Linked DNA regions of Mus musculus: region 2 is linked to region 1. Evidence: chromatin loops called from intact Hi-C (ENCODE). Cell type or tissue: heart. All regions are shown on one strand. Each heading gives the region's core, and the rest is flanking DNA. Links, peaks and the distances in the headings are about the cores only.

What was found. Peaks named below come from ENCODE experiments on the same cell type or tissue, not always from the same donor. Only the 100,000 strongest peaks of a DNase experiment are listed, where the experiment ranks them.
Region 2: a loop joins it to region 1, with 1.9 times the contacts of the local background. A loop is called at or near these places in 2 of 42 quality-filtered maps.

Annotation. Positions count from the first base shown.
Region 1 is chr12:110,975,930-110,981,297 of GRCm38, forward strand. Ankrd9 (ankyrin repeat domain 9) reads right to left here and starts at 3,111. Exons shown (of 3, transcript NM_175207.5): 1 at 2,911-3,111; 2 at 2,019-2,198; 3 at 491-1,619. The coding sequence starts at 1,570. The coding sequence ends at 590. In heart, for the core only: a CTCF peak has its summit at 2,941; DNase peaks (open chromatin) are centred at 352, 1,272, 2,832, 3,232 and 2 weaker places; H3K4me3 peaks cover 2,402 bases; H3K27ac peaks cover 2,646 bases; H3K27me3 peaks cover 871 bases.
Region 2 is chr12:110,886,266-110,891,633 of GRCm38, forward strand. Cinp (cyclin-dependent kinase 2 interacting protein) reads right to left here and starts at 2,880. Exons shown (of 5, transcript NM_026048.4): 1 at 2,801-2,880. The coding sequence starts at 2,807. It overlaps Tecpr2 (tectonin beta-propeller repeat containing 2), which reads left to right and starts at 2,999. Exons shown (of 20, transcript NM_001289510.1): 1 at 2,999-3,061. In heart, for the core only: no CTCF peak of the experiment used is centred there; a DNase peak (open chromatin) is centred at 2,966; H3K4me3 peaks cover 2,587 bases; H3K27ac peaks cover 1,776 bases.

The DNA of each region.
Region 1 (5,368 bases), core at 318-5,317:
TTCTCATGAGACATGATGCAGGGGACCCAAAGCCTGTGGGGAAGCAGGTGGGGAAACCCAAGGCTAGCACCTGCCAAGTCCTGACTGAGGGTAAAAGGGCCAACTCCAGGCTGGGGTGGAGAAGCAATGATTCAGTGTGAGATGAGAACACAGACACACAGTCTGGCTCCCATTCAACACCTGCTAGAGCTGCCTGCTCAGCTCTGCTGGACACACATCAGTCCAACCCATGGGCCATTTATGAGGCTGACAGCACAGGAGGGGGCCACTCAAAACCACACAAGCTTGTCCCCTTGGCCTCAGCACATTCTGTCCTCTTGCTTGGTCATTAGAGTCCCCACCCTCTGTTCCTGTTCCTCTCCTGCTTGGCTCAGCTGTCACCTTCCCCGGGACTCTAGGTCCTCACCCTTATCCTTGGCTGAGCAGCGAGTTCGCACACTTGAGCAACTTGGCAGCCCTACCCCAAATACATGCAACAGACCAGGCAGATCCCTCTGTACAGTCAACGATCCATATATGTAAAGTGCCAAGTACAATGCTCTCAAAAAAATACTTCTGTCCCCATATACTGTGTCAGGGTCCCCTGAGTCTAGCCCTTGCCCGTGAGGTCCAAGGGCTGCAAAAACGATGGCAGAGGCAGTTCATCTAAGGCCTCCGGGAAGCGGCCAGGTGAGATAGTGGTGACCAACACCTGCATGGCACGGACAAAGAGGGAGGGTGGCGCCAGCCCTGCCAGCCACTGGAACTTGTCCTCACCCAACAACCGCTGCCAGCGTAGCTGGTCTCCTAGCAGTTCACATCGAGCTGGACCTACGACGCCCCCCGGGGTGTACAGTACTAGCAGGTCAAGCAGCAGCAGGCGGCGCTGACACACCTCCTCAGACGAAGTGGTGTTGGCGGTGGCAGCATTGACCGTGGCAGAAGCTGCCTCAGCCTTAGTGGGGGCTGAGCTGGCGTCCTGGTTCAGCTGGCGCAACAGCAGCTCCAATGGTGTAAAGCCACTGCCATCTCGAAGGCCTGGAGAAGCTCCGTGGCCAAGCAGCAGAAAGAGGCACTCGGGGCGTGCGAGCTCACAGGCCACATGCAGCGACGTGCCACCGCCCTCCACGCGGCTGCAGCCACGGCGGTCGAGGAGGCGCACGCGCTCTTCCACTGGGAAGTCCTGCACCGTTCGCAGGATGCGCCGCAGGATGCCCACGCGGTTGTAGCGCACCGCCAGCGCCACGTGAGGCCCAGGCGCGGTGCAGCAGCGGAAGCCCGCGCTAGGTGGGGCGAGTGCACACCGCGGGAAGGTAGCTAGCAGGTAGTGTGCATAGGCTTGGTGGTCGTGCACAAGCGCATAGAGCAGAGCCTCCGAAGGCGAATAGGCCGCAGCGCGCCCCCGCTCATCACAGTGGAAGGCTTCGCTGGCACGTATGTCCTCGAGTAGCCAAACTGGCAGCTGATCTCGCACTGCCAGGTAGAAGGCGAAGGATGACTTCCGGCACTGCTTCTGCACCCGCAAGCGAGCTGCGCCGGGACCCTCGGGCCCTCCGTTGGCGCTGCGTCCAGGCCTGGTGTCCCACGGCATGCTGGCCTCCGGGAGTCTCAAAGCATGGGTCACACCACCCCAGACCAACCTGTGAGACGAAGTAGGGTCGAATGAATCGGGTCTGCCAGTCACTGCCCCCAGCTCTATTCTCTCCTGGACCCAGAACCATTCTTGAATTTCTGCACCTGCACTTCCTCTCTTGCCTGTGCTAGAGAAGGCTGGATCTGCTGGAGCCTTCCGTGTGCCAACCCTCTGCAGCCCTGGAACCTTCAAAAAGCGCTCCTTTCACACCTGAGCCAGGTCCTTCCAACTGCAAATAAAGAGGAACCCATGGGACATCGCAGAAGACTCAGGCTCACAGCACAAGTTGAGCCCAAATCACCCTCACACCCCCAAATCCAGCCCCAACTCTACTTCTACCCTGACCCCAAGAGACTACTCAAACTTCTTTCCAGGAGGGTCGTGGAGATTATTCACTTAGACCTACCTGGTTCCTGCAGGCGGCCCTGGGTTCTGTAGATGCAGGTATTCACTCTAACACACCAAACCTCATCAACAAGAAAGTGGTGGCCCAGGGCTGGCAGTGCGCCCGCCCGCAGCCAGAGTTGGAAAGTGGCTCTGGCTCTTTTATCCACAAACAATTTTCCTGCCCATCAGGAAGGAGCTCCTGGGAGGAGGGAAAAGGTGAAGTCAGTGGGGGGATTGGAGCATACACCACCTGCAGTCCTCTCGAGGTCCATCCACATGAGGCCGATACTGCCATCTCACTTTTCAACGGGGGACAAGCTAGTCCAAGGTCAGTCACCAAGTCAGGCTGAGCCAGGACAAGAGCCTAGGTCTCCTGCGTTCTGTTTGAGGGCCGTTCCATACACTGCAGACCCCAGTTTAAAAACCCTACCTCCACCTTGGGTCCCAAGCCTCAAACCTGAGCCCTGGCCATTCACCCTTGGTCTCCCTGCCCAAGAGCCCTACTGCCTCCAGCAAGGGTAAGCTCTAGGTTACAAGGGACCTGGGACAGCCAGAGGGCCTCGTCCACAGTGTCATGACCATTAACTGGGTTACAGAGGTGAGCACTATAGAGTGGGCTGCGGCAGACGCCCCTCTGAGGGGATTGGCATGACTGCAGCTCCTCCCGGAACCTGGGCCCCCTGCGCCCCAGATGCACTGTGTGGGCACGCGTGGGGTGCCGGGCGGGTTACGTAAAGTTCGGCCGCCCCACGTCACTGGGCAGAGTCACGGCCGCGGCTCTGTGACTGGAGCTTGGGCCGCCGGCCAGATCCTCCCTGACCCCTCCCGGGGCGCGCCCGAGTGTCTGCGGGCCGGTGGCCAGGATCAGGGGCTGCACCTGCGCACCGGGGCGCTCGGGGCAGGCGACTCACCAAGCCGCGCGACCCTGTCCCTGCGGCGGGCCGGAGCGCGCGCCGTCCATGCACGGGCGAGCAGACAGAGATCCCACGACGCCGGGAGCGGAGGCAGCGCCCGCTGCACTCTGAGCCGCCGCGACACCGTCTCCCGATGCCGGTGCTGGTGCCGCCGAGGGGAGGGCGGCGGGCGGCGCAGTGCGGCCGGGGCCGGGCAGGACCGCGGGACGGGCCGCCGCCGCCATTGGCTCACGCCGCCGGCCCCCGCCGCTACCCATTGGTCGTCGCGCTGCACCATTGTTGCGTCACGGGCCAGGGGGCGGGACTCTCAGAGGGACCCGCGGAAAACTTCGGAGAAACTTGAGGGCCCCGAGGTGGCGGGGTGGGGAGGGGTGGTGAGAGATGCCGGGCACCGGGCAGAGCTTGGAGGGCGGGACGTGATGGAGGCGGGGCGAGTCCCGGCAGGCTCCTGGAGCTGGATCTGTGCGGTCCTAGACTGCACACAAGAATAGGCTCCCTGGCTTGCGCTTGCGGCTGCTGCAAGAGTCCTGCTCTGGGCTTCCCTTGCTCTGACCCTCACTGACCTTGGGGAAACATCCAGCTGTTACCCCATCTGCGTGTGGGAAGGCCTAGAATAGGACTGAGCCCTTAAACTATTGAACCTTGCTCTGCCCTGCCAACGCCCTGGCATGGCTAGCCTCGGCTCCAATCTCAAAAGAAAGGCATGGATGCATGCGTGTATAAGAGCTGTTTATAGTGCCTATTGTGTCGTCTTCTGGGCTAAACGCTTTCTTTCACTTTGACTTTACCACTAACACAGGAGAAAAGGGGGGGGGGCAGAATTATGATGCCTGCTATGAGGTAGATAGTTATTTAAGTCCAGTGTGAGTTGGCACATATCTTTAATCCCCGCACTCAGAAGGCAGAGGCAGGTGGATCTCTGAACTGAAGGCCAACCTGGTCTAGAAAGCAAGTTCCAAGACAGCCAGGACTACAGAGAAACCCTATCTCAAAACACACACACACAGAGAGATAGAGAGAGAGAGTCGGTTGTCCAAAGAAAGGTACACTTTGGGGCTGTTTTTCACTCAGGCAGAACTGGGAGCATGTTCTAGCCTTCCCATGGCTGACCCTAGAGCCTGAGGGAGCCCCTGACTTCATCAGGGGTGTGGGAGTGCCAAGTCCATTCCAAATGCACAGATGAAAGCTGCCACGCCTGGACCTTGGGACTCTCACCCCACCTTACCAGAGGCAAGGATCCCCCTGATGAAATAGTTCCAAACTCCATTCACAGGCACGGCCAGTTTCTTTTCCACAATGCCCTTAGAGGCTCAGTTAGGGCCAAGGGTTCCTGCAGCCTCCATCCAAGCCCTTCCTCCTGCCTCTGTCCAGCAGACAGCTAGCACCTTCAAAGCAACCTCCCCTCCCCTACCTCAGAGCAAATGTGTATACAGCCTTCAACCCTCTTGGCTCCTCTGTGCCAGCAGGGGCTAAGGGACTTTAAGCTGGAGTCTCTCTCACCTGGCTCCTTTGAGTAGACTTAAGCAGGCATACGTGTACACACACGCACATACACACGTGCACACATGGAGACTTCCTGTTATTCTTCACCTGTATTAGTCAGGGTTCTCTAGAATCACAGAATTTATGCAATGTCTCTATATATTAAGGGAATTTATTATAATGACTTAGTCTGTAGTCCAACTAACCCAACAATGGGCAGCTGTGAATGGGAAGTCCAAGAATCTACGCGGTGTTCAACCTCACTGGGCTAGTTGTTTCAGCTAGTTGAAGGGGAAACTTAAGTGGTCTTTGGAAAGTCATTGTGTCAGATGGTGTTTTGCTGGGGCAAACACGTGAAGGAGTGTTTTCCTGAAATGGGCACAGATGAAAGACTAAGGCAGACTGGTGAAGGAACGTTTCACTGAAGTAGACACAGGAGAGAGGATATTCTGCTAAATCAGGCCCATGAAAGGACATGTGATTAAAAGAAAGAAAGGAAACGTGATGAAGGATTCTTAGCTAACGAAATGCATGTAATTCTGCCTTATATTGTGTAGTTGAGCTGCGTTTGTCAGGACTCCATAGAGAGAACCACACACACACACACACACACACACACACGACCTTGTGATGTGCTGCAGTTTCTTGCTGCTTCCACAGACTCGGGCTGATTTGCAGAGTGATATTTTGCCCATGGTGAACATGTGATGCCTGGAGAGAGTATAAAAAGGACAGCGATGGAGGCCGAGCTTGGCTTGCCTATAGAGCTAGCTGTGCAACGCTTATGGGTCTCGAGTCTTTGCTGATCTTCGCTTCTCTGATAGACAGACAGACAGACAGAGCAGAGAACTAGCTTCTTCCAGAATTCCTTCTGGTCCCTCCTGCTGACTTGAGCAGAGGCTGAGGCCTGGCTGTGTCTGCTAGGTTGTGCCGCTGCTACTGATTCATGTTTGCCATCCCGATTCTTCCGAAC
Region 2 (5,368 bases), core at 237-5,236, 90 kb before region 1:
GCCACACAGGCCACTTCAAGCACAGCAAAGAGCAGGCAGTGACCTGGAGCAGCTCGGGGTCTCGTCTCATGGTCCACCCTCACTACCAAATGGGTAAACACTTGGTCACCTGTGATAGAGAGTGGAAGGGGTCCCTGGGGATGAGAGCGTCTGAGTGCAGATGGCACAGAGAAGGGGGGTGGGGTCAGAAGAGGGCCCCGAGCAAAACGCCATAAAGAAACCTACTTTGTAAGCTAATTAAAATAAATACATGATGTAAATATGTTCTACCCTCCTATAGGAAGGAGGAGGCAGTGATGAGGACATTGGACACTAGAGGATAATAACAGAATTCTTTTCACTTTTCATTTCAATCTTAATTGTTAAACATCCCCTCACTTGAAAGAAAGAAAGCCAGGCAGCCAGCCTTTAAGGAAAGAAAATTCTTTGGGTTTTTAGTGGAGGATTCCATATGTTAAATTCCATATGGTAAAAGTGTCAACGCAGCAACACATGAAAGGCTTGCACACACAGGTACAATGTCCACCTTTAAGACATGAAATATAACTTTTAATTGTATCTTCACATCTAAATGATCAGATTATTTATTTAGTTAGTTAGTTCTTCGAAATAGGGTTTCTCTATGTAGCCCTGGCTGTTCTGGAACTCACTCTGTAGACCAGGCTGGCCTCGAACTCAGAAATCCACCTGCCTCTGCCCCCCTATTTTTTTTGTTGTTAGGGTTTTATTGCTGTAAAGAGATGCCAAGGACCATAGCAACCCTTATAAAGGACAACATTTAATTGGGGCTGGCTTACAGTTCACAGGTATAATCGATTATCCTAATGGTGGGAAGCATGGCAGGCAGACCTGGTGCTGGAGAAGTTAGCTGAGAGTTCTACAATTAGTTCAGCAGGCAGCAGAAAGAGACATTGGGTCTGGCTTGACTATCTGAAACCTTAAAGCCCACCCACTGTGACATGTCCTCCAACAAACTCACACCCATTAGTGCTACTCCCTAAGAGCTTCCGGGGCAGATTTCATTTTTAAAGATCTGTTTTTATGTGTGTGAATGTGTGGGAGTGGCTGCTGAGGCCAGAAGGGTGACTGGTGGCCTGGAGCTGGAGTTACAGGTGTTTGAGAGCTGCCCAGTGTCATGTGGAGATCTAAATTCCAATGCTCTAGAACCGAGCCAAAAAATCTTCAGCTTCCAGTTTTATTTTTCTGTAATTTAACAAAACCTTCTTTAGGAGACTATACTATTTTGAGACTCTCTTCTTCTGACTTCCAAATTTAAACGCAACCAGAATTTATAGCTAAAATTCTACTTGTATATAATTGCTAACTTATCTGTAAGTTGCAATAAATATATTTGCAATAGTTAAATGCAAAAAGGGAAGTCATTGTCCTGGTTACTTTTGTGGTTAACTTGGTCAACCTGGGAAGAGAGAACCACAGTGTAACAACTGTTCGTGAGGATGTCTGCATGGTGAATGATGTACAAGGGCCTAACTCTCTGTGGTGCCGCAGCCCTTGGGCAATTGGTCCTGGGCTGTGTAAGAAACGATCTGAGGGGCTGGAGATGGCTCTGCGGACCTAGCACCCAAAAGAGGCTTACAATCAGCTGAGATTCCTATTCCAGAAGATACCATGTCCTCTTCTGGCCCCTGTGGATACAGCTGACACATGGTACGTTTACATAAATGTAGGTATTATACACGGAGAAGAAAATCCTAGGAAAAAGCAAGCCAGTAAGCAGCTATTCTTCATGGCTCCTGCCTCTGGTTCTGCTTGGGTTCCTACCGAGTTCCTTCATAGATGGATTGGGACCTGGAAGGGTAAGACAAATAAACCCTTTCCTTCCCAAGATGCTTTTTGGTGACGGTATTTTACCATGGCAACAGGAAGCAAGTTGAACAGTTATTTCCATCAAGAAGTCTTCCTGGACTCTCCCCCCCCAACCCCCGCCGCCGCCGCCCCCACTTCCACCCCTGGTTGCATTACGAGTCACTGCAGTAGACATATTATCTCCTATTCGTTGGCTGTCATCACATCCCCTAGTGAGTCAATTTCTTCTATTTCTTAATTCTATTTTCTCCGCAGGACTGAGTTCAACCACAGTAGGAGTTATGTCTTGTTCCCTCCCATAACTTGCACACACAGCTGATTGAGAATCAAACGGGCTCCATGGAGGAACTGCTCTCACCTCCTGCATTACATTCGTCCTTCTTCGGTAGGGGTCCCTAAGGGTGAGGATCACGGCTGACTAAGTTTGCCGGACCCACTTAGGAACCAAAAGCACAGCTCTGACTTCTAGACACTCAGAGACAAATGGGGAGATGTCAGTAATGTGAGTCGCAGGGCAGCTGGTAGAGAGAGAGGCACAGCAGTTTAGCTGCTTACCTCTTGTAAGCTACCAAAGCAAAACGGGACTCAGCAAGCCATACGCTAACGCACTGACCCATGCGACACGAACCGACAGAGACAGCCTTTATTACACACTGCAAGCTCCACGGCCCGTCTTACTGAATGCCGGAGTTTAGGGAAGGGTTCTCCGAGGGGCTGGCACGTCAGGCTTGGCTCCAATGTGCTCAGGGATGCTCTGAGCGTCACACCACTGACACTTCACGCACATCACCGCACTCAGACGACACTCACACCGTAATGAACAAGGCTCCCGGCAGCCCACGAGGTCCAGGCGCGCCCTGCATGTCACGTCGCGCGCGGACTCATGACCTCCCCCACCCACCCTCCCACCCCTCATGACCACGTCCACGACCTGCAGCCCCCACAACTAGGGAAACACAGCACTGTCACGCACCTTCCATGCGGCGGCCCACAGGTAGATTCCTGAGAAGACCCAAAAACCCGCCTGCGAACTGAGGAAGTGACGTCACTTCCGTCCTTGGGCCCGCCCACACTTGTGGCTCTGCCGCTCTAGCCCTCCGCGGAGTCACTGCTACTCTCTGAGGCCTAACCCGTTGCCTAGGCAACAGGCTCCCAGCAGCCCCTGCGGCCCGGAGTCCATCCCGCCTCCTCCGGGTTGGCGGGGCTGAGGTGTCCTGAGGGGCTGCCGCGGGAGGTGAGTTCGGGAGCGCGCGGGCGGGTGCCGGACGCCTCCGACGTCCCCGACGCCGCCCCTCGCCTTTCCTCCCCCTGGCAGAGCCGCCTTCCCCTGTCTCAGCCCCTCAGCGTCTCCACAGCCGCGTCGCCGTCCCCCTGGCAGCCGCCGCACGCGGCGCATCTGTCAGCCGGAGTCTGTGCAGAGCACCGGGCGTCGCAGCGTTCGCACACCGCCCCGGGCCGCCCTGGCGTCCCGGCTCCCCTCGCTCCTCCCCTCCTGCCCCACCCTGCATCCCTCTCGCGGCCGGCTCCAGGCTCCTCAGCCTGGAGATTGACATTGCGTTCTGTTCTGTCCCCCCGATCCTCAGCTGGATCCCTTACATTGCCGCTGGCTTGGCCGCCCAGTAGGAGTTGAGTAAGGGTTGGTTAAATGGATACCGAATGCCTCCCGGTGTGGCCCCCGAGGCGGAATGGACAGTGAATGGGGTGACCCTGGGTCAGACTCGGGGTCAGGTCATTGCGCTTCCCCTTCCTACCCGTTTACTGGAGCAAGTGTCAACTTCCTAGCTTCAGTTTCGTCATCCGTAAAATGATAAGTTTTTATCTTGGGATAGTGGAGGATTAAATGGGTCAGTGCATGCATGCACAGCCGACCGTCCAGGGTCTGACTGAATATGATCAAGGTTAGTCTCTGCTGTCACCCACACGGCTCTGTGGGCTTCGCTGCTTTTTCCTCTAGTCCCTTAAGTCTCTGGTTTCCCATTTCTTTCCATCTCCGTCTTTACTTTTCTTTCCTACCCTTTGTGCTTCCTTTCTTTCTCACCGATATTCAGGTATTTTTCTGTTCCATTTGTTGGCAGCATGTGAGGTGTATCGTTTTGTCGTTGACTGGAATGATCATTTGCAGCCAAGGTTTTGAAAACTTTTGGAGCAGGGAGTTGTGGGAAATCAGGTCCTAGGTATGAAGTTGCTCTAGTCTCTTATCGCCAGAGAGTCCTTGTCTTCGAAGCTGTTACACTTTTTGTACCTACTCGCACCCAGCTGTAATGCTGATATACCTGTGATCATTTTGTTTGTTTTTGCAACCTGACTTACAGCCCGTGTTTGTTCATTCATTGAGTGTTTACTAGACTTCCCTCATGCCAGTTGCTGGGCCAGGCCCTAGGGGTGTATGCTTACACTTCACACCTAGTCACTCCCTCAGGAAGGTTGGAGTCTAGCTCTTGAGATTTCAAACCTGAGAATCCCGTCTGGTTTGGGAATCATGGATGGGTAAAATGAAATAAAGTCCTTCAGGGGTTCACTCCCCCCCCCCACCCCGTAACTTTTAAAAATCGTGTTTTATGTGAATGGATGTCTTGCCTCCATGTGTTTTTGTGTACCCACGTGTGTGAAGTGCCTACTGAGGTCAGAAGAGGGTATCAGATGCCCTGGAAGTTAGCTGCCATGTGGGTGCTGGGAATTGAACTCTGGTCCTCTGGAAGGGATACCCTGTGTTACAGGCTGAGCTACCTCTCCGAGAGCCCTAAGCAGTTGTTTTGATGTAGCCACATTGTCTTTTTCAATGGAAGACTGGTTCTTATTGGGTTGGTTTTCAGTTTTTCTTAGGGAAGTTATCTTTTGGGGTTGAAGAGCTCGGAGTCCATTCATAGTAGCCTCTAATTTAAACAAAATAGCTGCTGGCACTTAGTGGAGAGGAGGAAGAAAGCAGACGACAACAATGATCTTGAATTTAGAAAGGTGAAGAACAAATTAGGAGATGGTTATATTAATAAGAATGGACGTTAGGGACAGGGAGTGTGGTAGAATCAGAAGAAGAAATTAGGTGGTGGTTTGTTTTATTTAGGGTTGTTGTTGTTTTCCAAGACAGGGTTTCTCTGTATAGGTGTGGCTGTCCTGGAACTCAGGCCAACTTTGAATTCAAAGATCCTGCCTGCCTCTGGCTGGAACTAAAAGCGTGTGCCAGCCCATCTGGTTTGGTGGTGTTTTCTCTGGATTATTGAGACAGAAGCAGCTTCAGAATGTATGTTTCCCATGAATGTAGCCTTCGGATCTGGTCACGAGATTTCCAGTGAATCTTTGCTGTGGTCTTGGGGCAATGTGGCATAGAATTTTGTTTGTTTTCTTTTGGGGGACAGGATCTCACTATAAAGACCAGACTGTCTACAGCTTGGAGAGATGCTCCTGCCTCAGCCTCCTGAGTGCTTGAATTGTAGGTGTGCACCACCATATGTGGCTCAGCACAGGGGGTTTGAGAGAGATTAACCCAACAAGTATGTGTTGAGTGTTGATTGTACTGTAGCCTATTGGATGTTTCTATTCTTTG